Regions from separate parts of the Mus musculus genome. Here regions 2 and 3 are each linked to region 1. The links are chromatin loops, found by intact Hi-C in ENCODE. Cell type or tissue: left cerebral cortex. All regions are shown on one strand. Each heading gives the region's core, and the rest is flanking DNA. Links, peaks and the distances in the headings are about the cores only.

Evidence for each region. Hi-C counts contacts between places; a loop is a spot of excess contacts. Peaks named below come from ENCODE experiments on the same cell type or tissue, not always from the same donor. Only the 100,000 strongest peaks of a DNase experiment are listed, where the experiment ranks them.
Region 2: a loop joins it to region 1, with 6 times the contacts of the local background. A loop is called at or near these places in 10 of 42 quality-filtered maps.
Region 3: a loop joins it to region 1, with 3 times the contacts of the local background. A loop is called at or near these places in 2 of 42 quality-filtered maps.

Annotation. Positions count from the first base shown.
Region 1 is chr16:89,761,086-89,771,745 of GRCm38, reverse strand. No RefSeq gene overlaps it. Among named protein-coding and RNA genes, the nearest start is that of Gm52239, 28 kb to the left of the region's middle. In left cerebral cortex, for the core only: a CTCF peak has its summit at 6,047 (motif pointing right); DNase peaks (open chromatin) are centred at 5,645 and 6,068.
Region 2 is chr16:87,835,652-87,846,311 of GRCm38, reverse strand. 2810407A14Rik (a long non-coding RNA gene) reads right to left here. Exons shown (of 7, transcript XR_876214.1): 6 at 10,467-10,660. Among named protein-coding and RNA genes, the nearest start is that of 2810407A14Rik, 12 kb to the right of the region's middle. In left cerebral cortex, for the core only: a CTCF peak has its summit at 5,201 (motif pointing left); a DNase peak (open chromatin) is centred at 5,187.
Region 3 is chr16:88,209,107-88,214,106 of GRCm38, reverse strand. The region is part of intron 1 of Grik1 (glutamate receptor, ionotropic, kainate 1); the gene reads left to right. Among named protein-coding and RNA genes, the nearest start is that of Gm41486, 14 kb to the left of the region's middle. In left cerebral cortex, for the core only: a CTCF peak has its summit at 2,054; DNase peaks (open chromatin) are centred at 1,420 and 1,982.

The DNA.
Region 1 (10,660 bases), core at 3,477-8,476:
GCAGGAACCCGGAGGCAGGAGCTGATGCAGAGGCCATGCAAGACTGCTGCTTACTGGCTTGCTCCCCATGGCTCGCTCAGCCTGCTTTCTTATAGAACCTGGGAGCACCAGTTCAGCTATACAATGGGCTGGGCCTCCTTGTTAACCACTAATTAAGAAGATGCCTTACAGGTGGATCTTATAGAGGCCTCAATCGAGCCTCCTTCCTCTCTGCCAGTGTAACTGGAGATCTTGGGGGCTCTGGCCTTACTGGAGTGTTCAAGGAGTTACAGTCTTTGAGGGGGAGAGGGGAGTCAGATCTTCTGCGGCTACTCTAGAGCTGCAAGACACTGCTACAGCAGCTGACTGGCTGGCACTTGAGCAGGGAGCAGAATGGTGACCACCGCTCTGACTGCCAAGATGGTGAGCAGGCGAGGTACAGAAGCTAGGAGCCACCCGGCAGGAGAGAACTCTCTTCCCCAGGAAGTGCTACAGCTCTTGTATGACAGAAGCTCTCAGATGATCTGAGATGGAGTCATTCTCACGTCTTTCTTCCTTCTGGGTAGGGTCTTAGATACATTTTGGGATGGGTTGGGGTCTGACAGCAGATGCTTTCTATTGGCTTGGTCTGAGATGTCAGGGCTGACTCATCTGCATGTGGAGGGGCTTGGGTTGCCGGCCCTATGTGACTGATGCTCCTCTCCATGGGAAGCCGTGGTCATGTGACAGGGGCCTCAGCGGGAGCAGGTAAGGCAACTACTGTCCTCTGGTATGAGGTGCCAAGGCTTCTGAACCTACTCAGCTTTACCAAGTGGAGTAGCATGGTCTACTGCCTCACAGACTCTAGCTTGTGTCAGGCTGACATAAAGCGAGCCAGTACAATGACCAAACAGGGGAAAAATAGATGGAAGAGTGTCTCAGGTAGGATTAATACCTGTGTAATACACTTGATCTTAGCCAAAAGGCCAAGAAGTGATATTATTACCTGTGTAATAAAACACCATAATCAAGGTGGTTTGGGGAGGAAAGGGTTTATCTGGCTTATACGTCCAGGTTATAGTCCACTATCGAAGGGAGAAGAAAGTGAGGGCAGGGACTCAAAACAACAGGAACCTGGAGGCAGGAGCTGATGCAGAGGCCATGAAGGGATGCTGCTTACTGGCTTGCTCAGCCTGCTTTCTTATAGAACCCTGGATCAGGAATAGCACCACCCACAATGGGCTGGGCCCACCCCTGTCAATCACTAATTAAATAAATACCCCACAGCTGGATTTTATGGTGGCATTTCCCCCTACTCTCAGATGACTCTATCTTGTGTCAATTTGACATAAAGCTAGCCACACAAAGAAAAAAAAAACAAAAAACAAAAGCCCTGTAGAGCTTCAGGGGCTCCCAGACAGTCAACAGAATGCTCACAAGCTAGAACAAAGTCAGAGAATGCATGAGTCCTGATTTTAAAACATACTACAAAGCTACCGCCATCAAAACAGTGTGGCATGGCCACACAGATCGGCATATAGACCAGTGCAATAGAAACAAATGATTCTAGGCGTAAACCTCTGGCCAGCTGACTGTAGAAGAGATTGTCAAGTTCATCCCGGAGAGGAAGAACAGTGTTTTGACCCTGGGACAAGAGAGTTTCCCATATAAACAAAAGCAATTAGGCTCCTCTCTGCCATCATATACAGAACTATCTCAAAACGTGACAATGACTTAAATATGAGTCCTTCATAGGACTTAGAAAAAAATATGAATAAGTCTCTAGTTGAGTTTTCAGGTGATGTACAAAGCATAGACAGCAAATCCCCAAATAGATAAATGTTATGGCATCAAACTTGAAAAGTTTGAATCAAAGGAAACATAAGGCAGGTCATGATTTGAATGAGAGTGGCCCCACTCGGCTTAGACATTTGAAAGCTTGGTCCCCACTGGTAGAACTGTCTGGGGAGGCTTAGGAAGCAGAGCCTTGTTGGAGGAGTTATGTTACTGGGGGTGGGCTTTGAGGTTTCAAAAGCCCAAGGTATTTCTAGTTACGCCCTCCCCTCTCTCTGCTTTGTGGATCAAGATGTGAGCTCTCAGCTACTCCAGTACCTTCCCTGTCTGCCTGCTGCCAGGCTTCTTCCCTCAGTGGTCATGAACTCTAACCCTCTGTGCCTTGTCACAGTAACAGAAAAGGCACTAAGGCAGGGCAGGTCAAAGCCAGCCTACAGACGGGAGTAAATGTCTCCAAGTCCTGCGTCTGATGAGGGGTTGACTGACAGAAGCCATCTAGGACAGACTATGGCAAGCAAGTGAGTTTCCTGGAGATGACCCACCATTTTGCATGACAGGGATGGGTGCACTCTGGAGAGACACAGCCCTGGAGACTTTATCCCAGGATTGCTTCTCACCACTGATAGGCGTTTCCTGTCACATCACATAGCTTTAATGATTCCTGGGTGTCAGCCCACCCTACTGGGCGAATTTCCTGCAGGTCAACATGAAGATGAACTTTCATGAATTAATGCTGTTTAGGTGAATTAATGACTTTATGGAACACACATGATTTTTAGGAAGAATGTTTAAGGAGGTGGTTTTAGTTGTTTGGCCAGAAAGATGTAATAAAGAATGGAGAATAGAATGAGCCCCCTCTTCATAGAATAGCAAGCAAAGGCTGCATAGTAAGGAAGACAGTGAGCTTTCATTTCAGAGAAACTGGCTTGGACAGGTTTGTGATCAAGGAAAAACATTCACTCTAGGTCAGGTCCCAGGTGTGCACTATAATAATGCAAGGCCTTGTGAAGCCGTTGCTTTGAACTTATACTGAGCCTATGAAGTGAATGAGACACTGCTCTTGTGAGTCCCTCTTTGTATAACATTTTATCTATGAGGTAATTTTATAAAAAACTTTTGTCTAGAAGGTATATATTAAGAGAGAGAAGGAATAAGGTGGCATTTGGGGATGAGCCCCATCCACCAAATGTATATATGTGTCTGTCTGCCTGTCTATAGTATGTACATACATGTGCATGTTGGTACATGGTTTATGTGTAAATATGCATGAAAACTTGAGGTCTAGGTAGTCAGATCTGGCCAAAGTATGTGTCTGTGTGTCTGTGTGTCTGTGTGTCTGTGCGTCTGTGTGTCTGTGTGTATCTATGTATGTACTTGACTTTCTCTTCCTCTTCCTTTTCTTTTCTCTGGCTCACGAAGAGTTAATGAACTCCAAACCTGTCACCTGGCTGGTGAGGGGCCCTTGGGCAACATAGAAAAGAGCTTAGACAACTAAGCCTTTTTTTCTTAATCCCCTGCTGCTATCCACAGCAGTTAAATTGCCAGAATTCAGCGGCTTTTGGTCACAGAATAGCAAAGAGTTAAAGAAGGTAGAATTTAAGAATTTGCCGTAGGTGAAGTAGATTTGGCTGCAATAGCTGACTCCATATCCACCCCCAACCCCCATTTTTCTCTGCCTGACTTGGTTTACTCTGTGATGCTGAGATGGACACAAGCAGCTTATATCCAGGGTGCGAGGATCATTGCCACCAGGCAGGGTGTTCCAGGTGGCTAAGGATGAAGCATCATGTTTGAGGCCAGCCTTGGTGACACAGTGGGGCCCTAATCCCTCAGAAAATAGGAAGCTGCCTGTAATTCTTTGTGAAGGGTTGAGGCCTCATGAGATTTTCTCTGTCCACATCACATTCTATTGGCGTCATCTTTGTTCAGCTCACATTCAGACAGCCATGTTGGTGAGAATTTATGGATATAGCTTCTGAAATTACTAGATTACTATCTTTCCTGTCTTCGTTAGGGGTTTTACTGCTATGAACAGACACCCTGACCAAGGCAACTCTTGGTGGCTTACAGGTTTAGAAGTTCAGTCCATTACCACCAAGGTGGGAGCACGGCAGCATCCAGGCAGGCATGGTGCAGGAGGAGCTGAGAGCTCTACATCATCATATGAAGGCTGCTAGCAGAATACTAACTTGCAGGCAGCTAGGACTGGGGTCTTAAGGCCCATACTCACGGTGACACAGTGACTATGCCAACAAGGTCACACCTTCTAATAGTGCCTGGGCTGAGCATATACAAACCATCACGTTCCCTTTCTCTCTTCCAAAAGACGCAGGAGCCTTAGGTACAGGAGCTGTACTGAGACTTCTCCGTTGGGACTGGGCTCCACAGCTCCGCATTTTGATTGGTTGTACGTGTCTGTAATGGACTCTCTGTCTGTTGCAAAGAGAAGTTTCTTTGATAAAGGGTGAGGGCTGTCTTTGGGAAGAAGGACACATACGGAATGCCGAGAGTGGGAGAACAGGCTTTCTCAGGGGAGAGCAGAGCATTGGTCATCCAATATCAAATTGTCAGCCTTGAAAATGCTCAACCGAGGGCTGGAGAGATGGCTCAGCGGTTGAGAGCACTGACTGCTCTTCAGAAGGTCCTGAGTTCAATTCCCGGCAACCACATGATGGCTCACAACCATCCGTAATGAGATCTGGCACCCTCTTCTGGAGTGTTTGAAGACAGCTACAGTGTACTTACATATAATAAATAAATAAATCTTTAAAAAAAAAAAAAAAAAAAGAAAATGCTCAACCGAGTAGCATTATACAGGCTAAACAGTTGTGTTTATGTATTTAGAGACACACACATACACACACACACACACACACACGTAACAACAATTAATGTGAAAAAAAAAGCCATGAATTTGAAGGGATTGTGGGAGGGACCGGAGAGAAGAAAGCGAAGGGGGAGATGATGTGACTATATTATCTCAAAACATCTATCTTGAAGGACTTTGTTACTGCATTCATCAATAACAAGCATCCAGTAGGGAAATGGCGGAGGGCTTTGATGTAGTCTTCAGAGAAGATATCCAAGTGACTCAAAACACATGGCCAGAAGCTCAGAGTCCTCATCGTCAAGAAAGGCAAACTAAGTCCACAGTGAAGTATTGCCTCCTGCCCATTACCATGGCCAGTACCAAAGCAGAAAACAAGGGCTGCTGCTGAGGGTGTGGAGGGACGAGGGCACTTATGCACTGTTGGTGGGAATGGAGAAAGATAGTTACTGTTAAAAACAGTGCCAAGATTCTTAAAGAAAATGGGGTTTATGTACACACTGGAAAAATTTCAGCCGTAAACAAGATGGAAATGATAACATTTGACAGAAAACGGATGAAACTGGAAATTTCACATTTAAAAAAAAGGACAACCAAAAAACAGTAAAAGCAAAAACAAAACAAACAAACAACCCAAGTCAGTTTCAGAAAGACAAATGTGGCGTGTTTTCTCTCAATTGTGTTTCCTAGATTTTTACATAGGTCCATCAAACCAGGCATGTACGTATAACAAGGAAAAAGGAGCGATGCTGTCTAGGGGGACACAGAGGTCACAAGACGGAGAGAAAGTGGAGAGTAGGAGATCACGGGCAGAATACACTCAGTGTGTAACAGAGACTGGCGTGGAAATATCCTTATGTCACGTGGTGTTATATGAAAAACTTGAAATTATTAGAATTTCCACCTGAGCCATGAATCCCACTCCTGGATTTATCCACAGGAACCCGAAGCAGGACACTAAGGAGCACCTACTCCTTACTGTTCATCACTGCGCTGTGCATAATGGTGACGAGGTGGACACATCTCAGACAGACGGAGTTCCCCAAACGATTTGTATCCACCGGTAGCATCCACGTATCTGGCCCGCGTGGAGCAGGATTGAGCCCCAGCCCCTCCCATACCTTGCCACCTCCTGTTGCTTTGGAAGACTAGGTGTACTCTTGGCTTTTGATGGCTGTTTGGAGAAAGTTGTTCCACTCGGAGACACTAACTTTGAGCTAGCCTGTCTTTCTTTAACCAGGGGAGAGTAGATTGGATGTGAGCAAGATCCTATCCAATTCTCGTTTCTTATCTTGCTGGAAGTGCTCGCCCTCAGAACACTGCGTCTGGGTGGGTTTTGCTGGTTTGTGGGGTTTATTTTGGTGCACGAGGCCAGATTAAAGTTGAATACAGTTCTTTTTGAATGCACTAGTTCATCCATCAAGGAGTCTGAAGTTTGGGTAAGTGAAGTTCCTGAACTTCCTCTCTAGGACCAGTGGAGGGCGCTCATTCACCATAAATTGAAACAAATTGAACTGTTGCTCAGCCCCAAATTTATTTCTATTCTCTCTCTTTCCTTTCTTCCATTGATGGTTCTTCCTTTAGCTTCTCGAGCTTCCCATTATTTAAACACTGGACGGCACCGACGTGGGGAGCTGAGTGCTGTCTCTGGTCATATCCTTTGAACTTTTATTTACCTCTTCCCAGGTGAATACTATTTCCTCTAATGACCATGCTCCGAGCAAAGAGACAGAAAGCAAAGAGCATTGACACGTTCCCCATTGCCATTCTTAAAGAAAAGAAAATGAGTTTTGTATTTGTATGAAATGCTTACTTGAGCAGTCCCCACCTGTGATGCAGGGTTTTGTCCCTTAAGCATTTGGTTTTCGAGGGCTGCGGGATCTTTCTGGCAAGCATAAGGACCCGGAGTTTGGTACCTAAAAGCCACAAAAAACTGTCAAGCCTGGTGGTGTGTACCTGTGCTCCTAGCCCCAAAGAGGTGGAGACATGGCTCCCAGCAGCTCCCAGCCTTAGCTTTACAGTGAGTAGCTACACAGGTCAGGGAAAATCTCACCTCTTAGAAGGTGTGAGGTGCCTGAGAAATTATGCCTGAGCATCTGAGGTTGTCCTCTTGTCCCACATGAGGACAACCTTGCAAGTCTCTCTCTCTCTCTCTCTTACACACACACACACACACACACACACACACACACACACACACACAGAGAGAGACTCAGACTCAAAGAGTGGGGACGGAGGGGAGAGAGAATCACATATTTGCTTTCAGAGGTTTAGTCTGTTGGGCCCCACAGAGAGCAACACGGGAGCTGTTCAGTAAAAGTCATTGTCAAATCTGGGGAGCCTTTAGATTTTGACATTTGATAGTTACAACTCATTTTCTACCCATGACCACACCCTCCCAGAAGTTCTCTTGTTAGACAACTGAAAAGAAGCTTAGATTTCATTACTTCTTTGCTATATCTTTTCTGGAGCGCTAATGAGCCCCTCCCCCTCTTAAAAAAAGTGTTTCTTTTTAGTGTGTTTCTGGTCTTTATTCTTCACATTCCACCCACGTTTCTTAAAAAAGTGTCCAGCCAGGGATTTTTAAGTGGAAAATTAACAACCCAAATCAAACTTTACCATTTAGGGGGAAAAAAAAAGACATTTTACAAAAAGGAGTTTTATTGCCCGGAGACGAAAAGGAAGTCATCTACACCACGGCCATGGACCTCCAGCTGTGGGCAGGTAGCTAGTATGAATCCCTTTGCTCTCACTTCCAGCAACGTCTGGCTGAATTCACCGGGAGGATGAGGCTGGCAGCCTCCTTTGCAGGTCTTTGTTCTAAAGGAGACTCTGCATCTCTCCTGTCCCACTCAGGTGGCCTTGTGCTTGAAGTTGGGACATCATTAGAGATGGTACCAAACCTTCGTTTATCACAAGTGGATCTCCGTGGATCTGAAGCAACCGGCTGCCCCCTCCTCATCCCACATCAATGTCTCTGATGTCTCTTCAGTGACATGACCCAGGTCAGATCTGTGGCTGCACTGAAAAGCTCTGGGCTTCGGAGAAAAGGATCAAGCATGGGTCGATTGAAAAATCTCTGTTACAACAGAGAGGGTGAAGAAGTGGATGAACTAAGAAAGCAGAAGTTGGGGGCCCACATGGGGGAAGATGCCATGATGAAACCTGTTACTTTGTATGCTCTCCTAAAGAGTGAATCTAAAGTTGCAACTACATCTGGTAGGATACATTTAACAGTTTCAGTGCTGTCTAAAGTTGCACTGGGTTTCCTGTGGCAAGCCTTCTTGCTCTTTCTAGGGTACCATTTAATCCAGCCTGCCCTTTCCCAATTGAGCTTGACATGGCAGTATTTCCAATACATAGGAGACCATTTCTTAAACTATGACAATTTGGGGAATCTGGAGTCTGGATGATAGGAGTGGACACAACTCAGTCTCAGAATCCTAGCTGGGGATGGCAAATCAGAAGACCCATTTTTCATATTGGGGAATTCTCCTGTATTCATTACTTTTTTAAAAAAAATTCTGTTGTTGCTGTGGTAAAATACCACGACCCAAAAACACTTAAGGAAAAAAAATGTATACTTTGGCTTATGGCTCTGGAGGGTTAAGATGTCCATAATGCCTGGGGAGGCATGGCGGCAGGCAGCTGGAGCAGGAAGCCAAGAGATCACATATTAGCTGCATACAGAAAGCAGAGAGAGCAAGCAGGAAACGGGCAAAGCTATGAACCCTCAAAGCCCTCCCCCCCAGGAACGGGCTTCCTCCAGCAAGGCTGTACTTCCTTAGGGTTCCATAACCTCCCCCAAACACTGAACCCACTGGAGACCAAGTGTTCCAACACATGTGCCCCTGGAGGACATTTCTCATTCAGACTGAAGCACCTGCTAATTCCTTGCTGCAGCTCCTGGGCTGAGGTTTCCAGAACCTTCCAGCATGGCACCAGCTGGGAACCTAGGCTTTAACCCAAGAGCCCATGGGGGACATTTCATATTCAAACCACAGAATTAAAAGATAACTCTATCCAAGCCTCTGTTTAGGGACACAAGAGAGAATCCAGTGGGTGCAAAGCCCTCATGTCTGACTTTTGGAGGGCAAAGGAAGCAAGGCTCAACTTCACCCTGCTTTGTAAGGCAATGGGGTCTTGTTTTACAGTCACTAGCTGTTTCTCCTAGAAGAATCTCTCAGCTCTACAGAGCCTGCTTTCTCGCCTATAATGAGTGAGCTACTGTGCTGCCCTAATCTATAGTAAGGGGGCGGAGGAAGAAGTCAGTGTACGAGAAAGTAGATGGTAGCGCAGGTTCGTTTTTTTTTTTTTTTTTTTTTTTTCTCTCCACTTGCCACAAATGACAGTCACCTGGGAAGAGTGCACCTCAAGTGAAGAGTTACCTTCATCAGATGGGCCTGGGGACAAGTCTGTGCGGCATTTCCTTGATTAAAGACGGATGTGGGAGGGGCCAGCCCTCTGTGGGCGGTGCCACCCCATGGGCAGGTGGTCCTGGGTAGCTTACTAAAGTAGGTTGAGCCAGCCATGGGCGACCACACCAGAAAGTAGTGTTCCTGCTTCTTTGGACGATGGGTGTAACCTGTAAGCTGAATAAGTCCTTTCTCCTTCCAAGCTGGTTGTGTGTTTCATCGCAGCAACAGAAAGGATGGTGGGGAAGCACTTTATGAACTGTGGAGTGCTGTGTGCATCTTAGACATCACTCAGAACTGCAAACTGGCTGGGCAGTCTCTGCCCCAGGAACCAGGAATGTAAATTGGCCATTGTTTCCGGCAGGACGCGGAGCCTCACCTTGTTAACTTCATGTTCCGAACGTTCTGCTCTCCTCCCTCTCTCTCTTTTCATGTCAACAAAGCTATTATTTTGTGCACCATTTCCCCGAAGGCTGGAAATTGGCCAGGGACACTGATAGGAAGCCAGTTTTCATTGCTGATGTTGTGCTGAAAAGCTAGAAGTGGGATGATGTCATAGGAAAGCGGAGCACTAGTTAGAATCCACGGTTTGCTTCTTTCTTTTTCTTTTTTCTTTTTAAATTAGTTTTTAAATGAAGAGAAAAAAAATGATGGGACTCTTCACCCAGATGAATATTGGCTTCCAGGCTGTTCTCACAGAACACATGAGCTGATGTTTATGCTCTTGGGGCCTGTGTTGCTTTGACATTCAAATCTTCTCGGGTGTAGGAGAGAAAGCTAGTGAGTTCAAACTAACAAGAAAGGATGCACTTGGGTTTCTTAAAAGCCCCACGTTCCTAGCCCACCTCAGGGAGAGGCCTGACCTCTCCACTCTTAGCTTTTCTCTTTCCTTCACTGATGGCTCTCTCAGCCTTCTGTTAAAAAATTCTATCAGAGACTGAGAGGCTTAAAACAACAGAAATGTAAGAAATGCCTTCTGACTGTCGGGAGGTTCAAAGTCTGAAATCAAGGTACCAAAGTTGCTCCCTCTATAAGCTCAAGGAAGTATTCCATTTATTTTCTCTCCTGTCCAGGAAGTATTTTGTTCATTTCCTGCCCTGGCTTCTGGTCACTGGGACACCATCACTGGGCTGTGACTACATCACTCTCATTTTTTAACGTCTGGTTTGGATGCCTTCTGGTCTGTGGTTTCTTCTGTCAGTCTAAAACTTCTGCCTCTGGTTCATAATGACATCTCTCTGGATTGAGGGACACCAGATTAATTCAGGACAATCTTTTTAAAAAAGATTTATTTATTTTATATGTGTGTGTATACTGTTGCTGTCTTCAGACACTCCAGAGAAGGGCACCAGATCCCATTACAGATGGTTGTGAGCCACCATGTGGTTGCTGGGAATTGAACTCAGGACCTCTGGAAGAGTAGTCAGTGCTCTTAACCGCTGAGCCTTCTGTCCAACCCCATTAAGGAAAATCTTGCTGTAAGATGCTTAATTTAACCTGGGTGTGGTGGTGCATGCCTTTAATCCCAGCATTAGGGAGGCAGAGGCAGGTGGATTTCTGAGTTCGAGGCCAGCCTGGTCTACAAAGTGAGTTCCAGGACAGCCAGGGCCACACAGAGAAACCCTGTCTCGAAAAACAAAACAAACAAACAGAAAAATAACCAAAA
Region 2 (10,660 bases), core at 2,177-7,176, 1.9 Mb after region 1:
GGCACACGCCTTTGATCCCAGCACTTGGGAGGCAGAGGCAGGCAGATTTCTGAGTTCGAGGCCAGCCTGGTCTACAGAGTGAATTCCCTGACAGCCAGGGCTATACAGAGAAACCCTGTCTCGAAAAACCAGAGAGAGAGAGAGAGAGAGAGAGAGAGAGAGAGAGAGAGAGAGAGAGAGAGAAGAAAGTTCAGAGAGAGGAATCGTAGCTCAGCACTCTAATACAGTATAGTAAAAATGCCCTCTCAGCTCCCTTCTTCTTCAAAACTGCCAGGGACTAAACCACCAACCAAAGAATACACATGGAGGGACCCATGGCTTCAGCTGCACATGTAGCCTTGTCAGACATCAATGGGTCGGGAAGCCCTGAGTCCTGGAAAGGTTTGATGCCAGTGTACAAGAATGATAGGGTGGTGGGGCAGGAGTAGGTGGGTGGGTGGGGAGCACCCTCCTGGAGACAAGGGGAAGGGGGTTAGAATGGGATGTTTTCAGAGGAGAAACCAAGAAGGGGGATAACATTTGAAATGTAAATAAACAAAATAACCAATGAAAACCAAAGTGCAGCCTTTTTCCTCAACTGGACTGTGGTTCTTCTGTAGTCAGTCGTATTTTCTGACTGTCCTGCTGCCACACCCTCCTGCCCCTTCTCATACCCTCTGGACTGTTGGCCCCTTCATTTTACACTAACCAGACTTCTCCATGCCTGGATTCTTTGTCCCCACAGCACCTTCACACTTCCACGCCCTTCTGTAAAAACTGTCATCAGTGTACCTAATTTTCTTCCAACATCTCACCTCCGTGAAGCTTTAAAAATCTGGAGGGCCACGATGCTCAAGTAATAACAACACAATGCATCGCAGTCCCCAGTGCTTAAAAAGTTTGCACTGAGGGAATCTGAAACTGTGAACGGTCAAAGTCTGATTTCTCTGTCTCTACTAGATATCCCTCCTACTCCTATTGGAGAGACACTGGAAGTCGGTGGCCTGAGTTTATGCCTGCGAATATTATCCCTATGGATATCACTATCTTCAAATTCCTCAGTTTCTTCACTCAAAAAATTATGGACACTCAGGATCAGGAGCGTCCTTGTGGGTGCCCCCTGCCCACCATGCAGTGTTACTGCTTAGCATCCACTTTTCAAAGGGAGAGGAATCGAAAATTTTCCTAGTTGCTTTCTTAGTAATATTGCAGTGCAGAAACAGACATCAGGAGGGATTCTAAAAGTGCACGTGTGACATGGAAATTAAAGTTATTTGTAGCCAAAGGGTAGACTGTTAGACTCCTACTGTAGCTTCACCGCTTAGTGGTCACTGGGACTCAGTGTGTCACATCACAATCTTAGTCTTTTTGAGGCTCAGATGGAGGTGGAAGCAGACAATACCAGGTATCAGACCAATATGGAGTTTGAGAGATTAACAAGTGTGACAGGCTAGTAATGGCTAGTTCCCACCTAGTAAGGGCTGTGACAGCATTTGATATCAGATATTACTGTTATTAAGTTTTATAAACATGCCTCACGTCACTCAGGGAGGGACCATTCAGAGAGACAAAGGGGCTGCAATATTCTTTCACCTCGCAGTCCAAGCATAAACACCCACTACTTACTTCTCACCTACCGTTCCACAAAGACACCCCATATACAGTACAAACTGTACCACAAACCCTCGGAAACACTGGATTCATCCTGTGAGTAACTTCAGTATAATTATACCCTCTACTGCCTAAGTTCTAGCTCTCTGGTGGGTCTCTCTTTCTAAATTCATGTCTATCCCATAATAATAGTTCCAATAATACTCAGATTTACAAATTGCTTATGATTCACTTTACAAGCTTTAAACTTGTTTCATTTGCAGAACAAACCCATTATTATACGTAAAATTATTTTTTTAAAAAAATGAGGAAGCAAAGGATAGTTAAACCACATCACCCGAAGTGACACTGCGAATTGTATAATGTTAAAAACACGAGCGCATGAAGCAAACGGAGAACAAAAATAGCTCCGACGTGTAACAGCTCATCAACTACTCCAGGTGGATTCTGTCACCAAAAGGTGTCAACCCCTTGTGAGCTGTCTGGAAAGGTCACGGATAGCAGAGACTGGAGCTGTTTGTTAGGCTCACAGTCTGATGACTGCAAGGTCCAAATAGCAGGACATCAGCCTCCGAGGCAAGTGACCCTTAGCTACATCACAGCCCAGAGCAGAAGCAGGCAAGGGAGCCTGTCACACACCAGAGGGGTTGCTTCAGGAGAAATCATCTTTGCCTACCAGATCTGACCCATTCTCCAGGGAGGAGCCCCTTCAACTATCTATCTTCTCTGCTAGGCTTCCTGACTCAAAACCAGCACAAAAACCTAAAGGCTATAGCACTGGATCCTAACCACAGAAGGTGAACTAAAAGGAAATATTGCAAAAAGAGACAAGGTCAGACGAGAGTGAGGCATGGGCAGAGAAATCACTGGGAAAGGAGAGATAGGAAAAAGAGAAAATGGAGAAGAAACGGGAATGGCCATCAGCAAAGCTCTCACTGAGGGCAAAGCTTCATCTGGGGGCTTTTCCTGTGCATGGCTTACTAGTACTCTAAAGTCTTTGGTCTTGTGTCTCACATTGTACTTCTTGGGCAAGACTTCAAGCTCTCTCCAATGCTGCATTTAGAAAGTGAGGTCATGGCTTCATCTGTTTTCAACTTATGTTCCCTCACCCAGTGAAGAGATCCGTATGTGTGTTTTACTTCTATGTTTTGCACTACATTAACAATTGAGATGATATCAGCAGTTGAGTGTTGTTAAATATATTATTATATTTAATCCACGCACTATTAAAAGTCTAAACATCCCACAAGCGGCTGTTTCATCTGTTTTCAGGGATGAGTTGTGTTGTGGATGGCTCTGGTGCTGCCTGTATTTTGGTGTTAATTCCACTTTCCCAGGAGGACTTGTCTGGGCCGGCCGAGGAATGGCTCACATACCCTCCCCCAATGAATAAAGGGCCCAATCACTGGGCAAGTAGGCGGGACTTCCGGGTTGGACAGAGGACAAGAGGAAGCAGGAGAGAGGGGACTTTTCATGGGGATAGCATAAGGAAAAGATGTAGCTGTTGGTGTCTCCTGGTTTCAATGGTGGATCTTCCAGGATTCAACACTGGAGGATTTAAATTTAATATGGCTTACAAGATTAGGATTCTAGTTGATGCGCCCATAGATTGAGTTACCATTGTTTCTGAACTAAGTTTGTGTGGTGTTTTCCTTCATGTGGAGGCTCAACTAGGTTCCAGAGAGAAAACGTGGGTTTGCCAGTTGTGCACCACAAAGGCCGTGGGGGTTTTGAAGTATGGGGCTGGTGTGGTAACGACCCATCAATGGGAACCTAGCGAGCTGGGTGGAGAGATTTTGGAGCTCTGAGTCAGAGAGTCTCCATGGGATAAGAACAGGCTGGCCACTGCCCGCCAGAACTGGCTGGCAAACCTGCCAGGGCAGAGAGTAGCAGGGTGTAGTGTGGGAACTTGCAATTCTTCCTGAGTGTTTCCCACCACAGAGGTGTGCATTTTCAGTTATACATAGAACACTTACATCATAGAAGGTGAAATCATGGCCTTAATTTTCTTTACTTGGACATTAAGCATGACACAAGGACAGGCATGGGTGTCAAGCTGACCAAGATCGTGATGGTTAATCTTGATTATCAAGTTATTTAGATCTAGAGTCAGCTAAGAAACATTCGTCTTGACGGGTCTGTCGGGAGCTTGCCAGAAAGATTAAGGGAGACTCTCCTCCCGCGTGAGACGCACCTTCCGTCCGGTGGTTTAGTGATGCAGGACACTTTTCATGAAAAGCCATGAACTAATATTTACCCACCCAGATGGGAAGCCAACAACAGATCCAAGCAACAAGAGCACGAAAGTCCAACTTGGTGAGCCAGTGAGTTTTTGAAGGTCCCTTACAGGAGCAGGGATGAATCAACGACAACTGAACCACATAGAGCCCACCGCATCCTGGGTGACAACTCGTGAAAGCAGGTATACCAGAGCTCCCGAACATTTCTGCGTGTTGTGGATGCTTTGTTTGAAGTCACGCTTGTGCAGCAAGACTGAACACGACGCAAACGCAGGGAACACATTGGGTGGCACTCATCACATCGCTTCCGATAGTCAGCACAGTGCCCGGTGTGTACAAGACTCACAGCCAAAGGAAACAACTAAGACTCGCAATGAATCTAACTGTTGCTGGGCCTGAGGATACAAAGCAAGTTGTCGCACAACTGCCATGTCCTGCTCATGCCTGCACCACTGCTTCCACAGTTCACTGCCCACCCATGTGATAGCGAATGTTCATCTCTAACGAAACAGAGACAAGAGGTAGAGATGCTTGTGGTGGTAGCTGAGGTCCTCAGTTCAATTCCCGGCACCCATATGGCGGAAGGAAAGAAAAAACGATTCCCATAAATTGTCCTCCTAACTATATAGGTTCAATGTAGCATGTGCACACACACACACACACAATGTACGAACCACATAGAACTATAGCATAACAAGATCATAATTTGTTCTAGATATTATTGGACCCTCACAAAGCAAATTTTAAAGAAATGGACCCATTTTGGTGCAGATTTTAATGAAACAAGCTTTTGCATTCATTCTAATGCAAAAACAAAATCAAACACACAATCTGATAAGAATCTAGAGTGAACTTGCCAGTCTAATGACATATGTAAACATGAATAATGAGATCTATGAACACTCGAGGGTAGAAGGCATATTCTTTCCCTGGTGTGTGTAAGAATTTTCAGGAAATCTGCATTACTGGAAAAACTTAACCAGGAAAAAGTAACGACAAGATATTCATCTCCCATATGTCATTGTTTGGATAAAACAGGAGGTGAGAGGAAGGAAATAAATGAAAGAATGAAAAGAGGGACCAGAAGGAGGGACCACGGAGGGACAGTACACAGTCCATACCACCAGACTCCTAACTGCTTTAACACAAAGAGGGCTGGGGTTTACAGTATTGGGAAAGCAGCACGAAGGTTGGCCTTGCAGAAGTAACAAGGGCTCAGCCGCAAAACATACATTGTCGGGGAAAACAGATCTCCCACCGTAACAGAAATAAGCACTGCGCTGAGAAGGCGAATAAAAATGCTTCCCACACAGAACCTCTGGGCCTCCAGGCAAGTACTCCTCAGCGCTCGTCGTCGGCTGCCACCAAGCGGCCTCTTTAGGCATTACAGCATCCTCCAACGTTTTAAATCCAAATACTTGCCCAGAGAAAAGCAGCCGTAAAAACTAAAATCTAGACTGTGTCCTGGGATCTCCCGTTAATTTACTCATCAAACAACACTCTGGAAATTTTTATTTTCCCCTTAATATTGGATTAGACTGAAAAATAGACATAATGGTTAGGTTGAATGAGCATATCTTATACAGTTTCATCTTACCATTCATTCTCACCGTCTTTTAAAATGTATTTAGTGAGGCTGTTTCTGTCCCTCCTCTAGGATAAAAGTCAAAGATCTCAGTCCTCTCTGGGTATATCAAATTCTGTTATATACTGGTTAGAACCGGCTTAGCAGGGCCAGGATCAAGCAGGACGCTGGTTGCTTGAGAAAGAAGGAAGCGTTCTCTCTATGCCTGCTTGGCACTTTAAATTCTTTCCATCTCGCTTGCTTCAGCTTCTGACCCTTCCATGACTGAGATCCGAGGATGGAAATGAAGGAATGAAATCTGAGTCAGTAATCTCTTGTCCTGGATTCTGTGTGGATTCTGGGGACATACTCCCTGTGGAGATCTCTGCCTATGCTTTCTCAGTCTGGGTGCTATGGACTGAAGTTTTGCCCCTCAGAATTCCTAGGTGGAAATCCTAACCCTTGATACAATGTTATTTAGAGATGGACCTTTGGGAGATCATCACTGTTGGCTATGACCATGAAGATGGGTTGTGGTCCCTGACCTTATACAAAGACACCAACACCATGACCCTCCTGGCACATATAGCGAGGGATGGCCATAGGAAGATACAGAGAGGAAATCGGTATCTTCTGTGGGCCAAACGGCAATCTCACTAACACCCGGCTCTGAGTTCTCAGCCTCCTGAAGTTGTAGAACATAAATTTATGCCGTGGAAGCCACCCAGTCTGTAACAGTCTGTGATAGTACCCCAACATGACTAAGATGCTTGGTGAGTATTTTTTGATCCTAGCTGGGTTTCTCACATTCTCTTCAGCTCCCAGGATACACCCTAACCTAAAGATCTTCCTGTTGGGATCTTGTCTTTCTGTGCAGCCTTCTTGGGCGAGACGCTAGCAGAACCCCATGCAACAGATGGCTCATGAGAATAGCACCTTGGCATTTTGTGTCCTAAGACAGATAGGCAGGAGCCAGTCCTAAGGCTTTTTGCTTCCATTCAGAAATTGACTGACCAGCCAGCCCTGTCTCTCAGTTCACTCCATGAAACCTATAAAGCATCATTTCCCTCTGGCCTTTAGGGATCAGCGTTGACATCATCTAAGTGTTATCTCCCGGGCTTGGGTTACCTGTTCTGCATGCAGTGGCCTAGCCCACAGGAAATCGCCATTCCTCCTACTCTGTCTTCACTGAATGAATGCTAAGGACTTCTGATGGTGGCAACAGGCTCAGTCTCAGCAGCCACAGCCTGGCGCCATAGCACTGCAGTCACACTACAGTAGAATGGACGCCATCCAAAAGTGAGAGGGTGGATCCGTAATGCTCACGGTCTCCTGTGAACCAGTGGAAGTTCAGAGACATGCTGTGTATTTGCAGGGCATGATGCATGTGTCCACTGAAAGCTGATCAAGTCACAACACCCAGCAATCCCCTTTCTGTTTACATATTTCCAGCTCTGCTCTCTTTTAAAGTTTGTAAACTTTTAAAGTTTAAAGTTTGATTAGACTGGCCACGGTACATTTGTTTGTTTGACTGACTGGTTGATTGACCAACTGACTGATTGATTGATTGATTGATTGATTTTAAATTAGCTGACATTTCAATGGGACACAACTTCATATTTAAGGTTTTGTTTTACTTTTATTTAATTGGTAGACAGCAGTTGCGTATACCCGTCTCACAACTTACATACAATGGCTATGTCCTGAAACATCCATCACAAGTTGAATACTTCCTAAATCAAAGACATATTTAACATACCTACGCTATCAACCATCACCGCTCATGTGCACGCAACTCAAAGAAGCCTGAGGTTTGGGCTGAGACCGCTAACACAAAGGCTATTTTAGAACATAAAAATGTTGACTACCTCATTACATTATTGGATACTACACAAGAGGTTGTTTATTCAATAAGTCTCTGTGCTCATCATTAGCATATGTTTACTGTGGGTAAAAATAAAGTGCAACCTTCACACCATCAGATAATTGGAAAATGGTGAAACCACCTCAAGACTGAAGCCATGTCTACTGTGTCAGCTTCTTTTGCCTGCGTTCACATGACTGGTACACTAGGAACAGAAGCTCGCCCTTACCGTGTGATACTGTGTAAGAAGGAACCAAGATGAAGCCATTTTGAATAAAACTTCCATTTTGAATAGGGGTCAAATAAAATTTAAGTTCCCAAGACCCCCCTGCTGTAGCTGACATCCTCCTTGGCAGACATAGGAATACTAGGCAAGTCTCCCCTCCACAGCGGTATCAACCAACCAATGAGAACAGGATAAATGTGCCACACAGAGAAATGTTCCCAGTGAAGGCCCCTAGCCCTGAATCCTGACTGGTAGAAAAATGTAACTACAGCTTAGCACAGATGTCTGTGGTTTTCAGGCTTAAAAGCTCTATAACACTCTGGCCTGAAGGGGATAGGGGAGGCAAAGTTCAGCACCCGATTTGACAACTGCACATTGGCGGGAGAAGCTCAGAATTCAGTTTGAAGATATAGTTTCTCCTACCAGGGTATCATATCTGCATGTCAATTAGAAGTCAAGTCTGCCATCAAATGCCAGCGATGGACTATATATAGACAGGGCACAAGATGGTTCATTGATGCAGGTGTCCACCACAGTGACCAACTTGCAGGAATTAACAAACCTCTCATTCCGTTCACACACTTCTTGTTCAGTCTCTCCTTGTGACGTTCGCAGACAGGTCAAGTCACAGCACTGCAGCAGCTAGAAGTGGCTTAGGAGAGGAGTTTCTTCCTTGATGAAAGCTGACTCCTAGGGTAGGGATCTCCAGTAATTTTTCTCTCCCCTTGAATACTCTCTTGACACACGTGAAGGGCTCTCTTTCCTCCTCTCCCACTTCTTACAGTTGAGTACCATCTTGACACCTAGAATACCACAGCACAACAGCAGCACTGCACAACAAAGAATACAAGGGGCTTAAGAGCCTCTACATAGGCTCAAAACTGTAGTGTGTCATCATTAGTTACAGCTGCCTCGCCACACCGAGGTCAGAGCAGCTCGTTGTCCTAGCCAATGTGTATGCATCCTTCTGGTCCACCATCCTCCATATACAGGTTTTACAAAGAAAAATTTTATTTTTGTATTTTTTAAATTGACATTGTATGGTTTCATCAGATATAATGCAATCTATAGAATATTGCATAGAATGACTGAATGTAATTCATTAGCAAGCGCATTGCCTCATAGCTGGTTTGGTGAGTGGGTTTTTTTGTTTGTTTTTTGTTTTTGTTTGTGTGTGGGATGGGATTACATTTATACTTTGGAAAGGAACAGTGAGGAGATGTGTGGAAAACATAAAAATTTAAACAAGGATTATGCATGGAAATAGTTCCAAGCTCTGCCACGCGTAAACCTAAGCATATGAAACCCTTGGCCCAGAGCAGTGCTCTAAGTCTGGCCGTTCTTCACAGCATCTCCATTCTGCCTGGAGCCTGCTGCAAAGACAAGGTGGACTTCTCTTCTAAATAACCTTGAGTGTGGATGCTGTCATCTGACAGAAAGGGTATGCAGGGTTGTCAGTTCTGTGACTTCACACACCTGCTGGTGTTTAAGAGTGGGAAAGAAAGGAGGGAGGTGTGGCCAAGTGCCAGATAACAGGAATTAAGAACACACTAATACAAAATCCCCAGATAATGAGGAGAAAGGGAAACTTTTTAGAGGCATGGGTTGTTGATGATGTTGTTGTTGTTGTTGTTGTTGCTGCTGCTATTATTCTTAGTTATTGTTCTTGCTGTTATTGTTGTTGTTAGTTATTGTTCTGCTGCTGTTGTTACTGCTGCTGATGTTTTTGTTGTTAATTATTGTTCTTGCTGTTGTTCCTGTTATTGCTGCTGCTGCTGCTGTTGTTGCTGTTGTTATTGTTAGTTATTGTCACTGCTGTTGTTGTTGTTGTTACTGCTGTTGTTGTTGTTATTGTTATTGTTAGTTATTGTTCCTGCTGTTGCTGTTGTTACTGTTGCTGTTACTGTTGTTATTGCTAGTTATTGCTACTGCTGTTTTTGCTGTTACTGCTACTGTTGTTTTTGTTGTCAGTTATTGTTCCTGCTGTTGCTGTTTGTTGTTATTGTTGTTGCTGCTGCTGTTATTGTTATTGTTAGTTATTGTCCCTGCTGTTGCTGTTGTTGTTATTGTTGTTGTTGCTGCTGCTGTTATTGTTATTTTAGTTATTGTCCCTGCTGTTGCTGTTGTTGTTATTGTTGTTGCTGCTGCTGTTACTGTTCCTGCTGTTGTTGTTGTTGTTTTCAGTTGCTTGAACTTGGTTTGGCTTGGTTGCACAGTGAGCCCTGACTAACCTAGTTTCCCAGGATTAAGGAACCAGTCTCTTACTCTTGGGGCTTCACCTTAAGCTTTGTTTTGTTTTTATGTCCCAAGCACTAAATCAGCTTTCATATGACAAACTTTCCTCCCTCCGTGAGTCAGAGAGGACACAATTCATTGTGTGCTCTCACTGGCAGGTCAGTTCTTCTAAGAACATGACCTGATCCAAATCCTGAGCTTATTAAAGCACCCTGTATTATTACAGGTGTAACAGTACAAAGTGAGCAGAAGCTATGGGAACTCCCTCACTAAAAAAGCCTGGGCTACTTCAACTGACCATCATGAAAGAAAATAGACTCGCTTCATGCAAAGAAAACAACATTCATAAATTTAACCTCATGCTGGAGAGCTGTCTCAAACTTTAAGAGCACTCGTTGCTTCTGCAGAGGACCTAAGTTCATTTCCCTGCGCTCACATCCAGTAGCTCACAACCATCTATAAACCTGCCCCAGAGGATCTGACATGTTCTTCTGGCCTCCCTGGGCATGCACAAACACACACACACACACACACACACACACACACTTAAACATAAAATATTTTCAATTCACCACAGTTATCCTCCTACTAGATAGAGAACTGTGGTGGTTTCAATGAAAATGGCCCCCATAGGCTCTTAGGAAGTGACACCATGGCTTGGTGGTGTGGGTATGGCCTCCTTGGAGGAAGTTAATCATTAAGGATGTGCTTTGGGTTTTCAAATGTTCAAGCCAGGCCCAGGGTTACCTCTTACTGTCCCTGTTGCCTGCTGATCCCGATGTAGAACACTCAGCTACTCCCCAGCTCCATGTCCGCCTGCATGTTCCCATGCTTCCCCAACATGATGACAATGGTCTGAACCTCTGAACTGTAAGCCATCCTCAATTCAATGCTTTCTTTTATAAGAGTTGCGGTGGTTATGTTGTCTCTTCACAGCAATG
Region 3 (5,000 bases), core at 1-5,000, 1.6 Mb after region 1:
CAGGCCCTGCTCCCCTACCCACTCACTCCCACTTCTTGGCCCTGGCGTTCCCCTGAACCGGGGCATATAAAGTTTGCTAGACCAAGGGGGCCTGAGTCACCTCACTCAGAATGATATTTTTTTAGTCCCATCCATTTGCCTGCGAATTTCATGGCGTAGTTGTTTTTAATAGCTGAGTAGTACTCCATTGTGTCAATGTACCTCATTTCCTGTATTCATTCCTCTGTTGAGGGACATCTAATTTTTTTCCAGCTTCTGGCTATTATAAATAAGGCTGCTACAAACATAGTGGAGCATGTGTCTTTGTTATATGTTGGAGCATCTTTTGGGTGTATGCCTAGTAGTGGTATAGCTGGGTCTTCAATAATCTTAATCTGATGGAAAGAAACACAGACAGCTTTACTTAATCATGGGAATAACACAGATAGCTTGACTTAAGCATGGAAATCTTAATGCTTTTTCCCTAAGTTTGAGAGCAAGAAAAAGATGTTCTCTGGCATCACGGCTGTTCCACAAGTGGTAGGAAAATCTTAACACAACAAATCATGAATAAATAATACCAAAACAAAATAAACAAAAGTAATCAAGCTCAGAAAGGTGAAAATAGAACCACTTCTGTTTGCTGAAATGAGTAGTCTACCCACAGAATCCCAAGAACTATGCCACGAAAGCGATTTGCCCATGTGATTTAAAGTCTTCTGCTCTTCGTCTTGTAAGAATAAGATAGCAATGTAAGAAGTGTTATATTTTTAAATTCCTTTTTAAAAACTGTTAGTGTTTACAACCTGTGATAATGTTAAGTTTTAGTAAGGTTTTTTTTTTTGTATTTGTGTTATAAACGTCCAAAATTTATCTTCCCTACTTATAAAAACTCAGTCTAGATTCTAACTGGGCTTGAATATACTCAAGATCTACATGATGCTTCTAGCAACCATATTGAATAACACCAGGCATAAATTTCCTTGGGACACTTTTATCTGGACTTTATAGTATATAAATATATGAGATGTGTTAATTACTTTCTTCCCTATGAAATATCACTCATGTCTCAACTACAAACTTTGCATGGAAATGATCAAATTATGAGAGAATTTGTCAAGAAATACTAGCATTGCAAAGCCATAAATGGTACCCACCCTCTGAGAATCCTAAATAACACCTTTGACCCATTTGTATATCTAACTTGCCTCTTATGGTTTGAGTCGCTTTGGAGAGGACCTCTGGTGAAGGCCTCACAGATCAAGGATGAGAGCAGACCTGGTAGAGAAGCAGATGTGTGCTCTTTGAGCAGAATCCTCGTCTCTTTCGCTCCATTTCCTGCAGGTGGGGGTGTTAGTCCCGTTTTACTTAGCCTGGGGCCAAAATATCAGCAAGAGAGATCTAACTGTGCAGTTGCTTCCTCTGTTTGTTGGCAGTGACAGCAGCTGCCTGCAACTCTGCCCAAAGCTCTAAAGCTGCAGCTGGGACATTTTCTGCTGTCAAAGGACTTAAACAGCCTCATCTTTTCTTCAGATTCCCGGTGGGGTCTTGTAGATGCCAAAGCATCTCATTCAGATGCATTATTTTCTTAACATCCTGGTCCACAAGAATGGTAGTAGTCTTGCTTTCTTACTCTTTACGAACAGCATGTCTCCATGAGACATCTTATGAGTTCTCTTATTTTTTAAATTATTGATGTGTGCCTTGCTCTTCCTCTATGAATGACCGGTCATATGTAATTACTAATGCTTGCTGCTTATTAACAAACCGCCGTGTACCCTAACGAGTGCTAAAACTGTGGTAAGTGTTCACTGGTTTAAGTCGCCCAGCAGCCTAGCAGGTTAGGTATTCTTATTGCAAAGCTACTCTGAAGTCAACATGCCTGACTGAGCTCTGCTAGCTGGAATAAGCAGCCGCAGAATTAAAAGTCTGATCTGTCTCATGAAAGATTGCACTGCGTGCTGGAAAAGCACCCCATATATTGGAGGAATGATTCATAGATTGCAGGAGAATCGGCAGAAAAACTGGGGCTCCCGCTTCATAGAGTTAAACTCACTTTCTCTAGCCCCAAGAGCAGGAGCGCCCCCTACGTTCAAGAGCTTTCATAACATCGTCTTCTCTAACTCTCCTTTCTTGGATGCTGGAAGGGGACTGAGAACTGCATTTGCCCAGCTAATGATCCTCGAATCATCTTAGAATTTATTTTGTATTTATTTTGTATCACCCCACTGAAAACCTTGGGAATTAACAGAGCTGGGCCTAAGGATCTTTTGATCCTATAGGAAAACATGCCAAGAAGTCCTGTGTTTGAACCTTAGCGATATCTGTTTTGATATTGCCAACCTACAGAGCAAGTAAGTTTTCCTCAAATAGAATGAGATTTTTGCACCAACAAAAAGCTAGACTGTCGACCTGTGAGCCCAGCCGTCTGTATGATCTTCTGTGTTTTGTTGTCTGTGAACTCCTTGCTTCTTTCTTGTAGCATGAGAGCCCCAGAAATTATCCCTCCAAGGTCCTTCAAATAAGCAGAAAAGCCATGATCTAGACTCCCTGGATACTCTAGAATGCTGCACACCAGGTACCATGGGGATTATCCTAGCAGTGAGAGGAACGAACGTGCTTTCTGGAAGTCACTGCCTACAGGAACAATACTAACAGTAGCTAGCTGATGTACAGTCAAAAGGTTCTGGTGGCACATGGGAAGCCCGGCGTGGAACGTGATAATACAGAGCTGTGGTAGAGAGAAAATAAGACTAGATATATCCAAATGACATAATTTGAGGTAATATCACCTTGTACTGAGAGGAAAGGGAAGAAGGACTTAGGAAAACCTGTGACCTCATTGTCACCCTTATTTCCTCTGAAAATGGAAAGAAATGTATATATTATCGTCACATATCACTAGAGGCCAAGGGACATTAAGTGGTTTCAGATTGGAATTTCTACTGGCTAGTTTTCCCTAGCTGTACCAAAATGCCTAAGATATAAATTTATAAAAAGAAAAGGTGTCCTTTGGCTTACAGTTTTTAAGGTTCTCGTCTACAAATTGATTTAGACTCTTCGGCTATGTGGCTAGGCAAAACATCATGATATAAATGCATGGTGGAAAAATAGCCTCTCAGATTATGATCCCTAGGGCTAAGAAGTGGAGAGCTACTTTCCCACAAGTCCCTTTGGAGAACAGCTTAACGTTTACCATGACCCAAAGACTCTCCAATAAGACTCACCACTTAAAGTGGTTTTCAACCTCCCTAATGCTGTGACCCTTTAATACAGTTCCTCAGGCTGAGGTGATCCCCACCATAAAATTATTTATATTGATACTTCATGACTGTAATTTTGTTCTTTTTATGAATCTCAATGTAAATATTTTCAAAGACAAAGTTTGGCCAAAGGGGTCATGACCCCCTGATTGAGCGGTTACTGTCTTTAAGGGTCTACTTCCTCTCAGTTGCATCTTCCTTAGGTCCAGAGCTCTTATACAGAGGCCTTTGGAGAATATTTAGAGCTGGTATCAGAGCTGGAGGCTATTCACAGCAAGTTCAGGCTGGGTAAAGTCTTGACCCAATAATGCAAATTTTAATTTACAAGTGGTCATGTTAGATCTGGAGGAGGTAAGTTGTAATACATTTTTGCCACGTAATTATTTAGTCCTTTGTTTATAAGTGAATATTGTTTAAAGATGTATATCTGTTACTTGATTTAGGTTCTTACTGTAAAATTTACTCTTTTGAAGTGATCAAATATAGTTTATTGTTGGTGTGAAAACACCTCTGAAAATAGTCAACATCTACCAGAAAGTGTCATTAATGTCTACTTGGGTTTAAGTTGTTCCTGTTTTTTTAATTCATTGCTGTTTCCTGTACAGATTTGATAACAAATCCTTATACAAATATCAAGTTTGTCAATTTTATTCATTGTAGAAAAACATTTCTTGGGGATCTGCATACAAATGCAGCAGAGAGTTTTGAATTGTTGCCAGGTCGTGATGGATCCCTGGGCTCAACAGTGTGATCTAATGACATGGAGAAGGGATTTGCAGTAAATTTGGTGCCTGCTGTGGGAGTCTCAGCTCTACCATTTACCCGTTTGCTCACATCTGACACCCTCTTTCATGCCATCATCTTTACTTGCCAGGATCTATAAGACTGCATCCTAATTGACTTTTCTACTTCAATACTATCTTTGCCCATCATCGATACAGTACTTGTATCACATTTCTGAAGAAGCAACAAGATTGCATGCATACAATCCCTAGGGTTAATTTAAACCTTTCCAGGGATTTCTGGTTTTGTCTTAGATGATAGAATCTAATGTCTTGTTAATGGGAAGTATGTCATCTGACCCCATCTAGCTGTATGTTACTTCATCTCAGACCTCTGGATTGCCAGTCTTTCAATAATGCCTGGTGTTCAGGAGAGGGTGTGTTTATGCAGCAGGTGTATGAATTACTGTAGAACCAATGTATAAATTATCTTATTTTAATCAGCAAACACAAATCACTGTGATCAGTTCTGATTTGGTGTATGGTTGGGAAGTTATTTTGCAAGCGTTCGTCCTGTGTCTATAACACATAGAGATGGTACATGCTTTGAAAGGACTATGAAATTATGATGTAATCATATCAAGTAATGGCACATCTTCATTTTTATTTTCCTGGATTTTTCAAAATTACCATTCTCAAGTACCTTTTCCATTTTCCTGACCTCTCTGAACCTGTATATGAATCCCTATCACCTGACGTGCTTAGGCTTCTTTGATGGTTGTTCTTTCCCACAAACTCTGGTTCAGAGCAAGTGAGCATGGTGCCATCTGTCTTCTCTATCTTGCTCTTCATCGCCTCTGAAAGACCCTTCCATTCCCTGATAGCAACTATCAGTGGTTGATGCTGAATTTGTGTAGACATATCTAGCACCCTGTCTTCCAAGAAATCCAGATGATACCAGAGCTAACAGGGAAAAGTGGACACAAGCTTCAATCTTTAAGCAAGAAACTATGCCCAACTGGCATCTGCTTGCAGA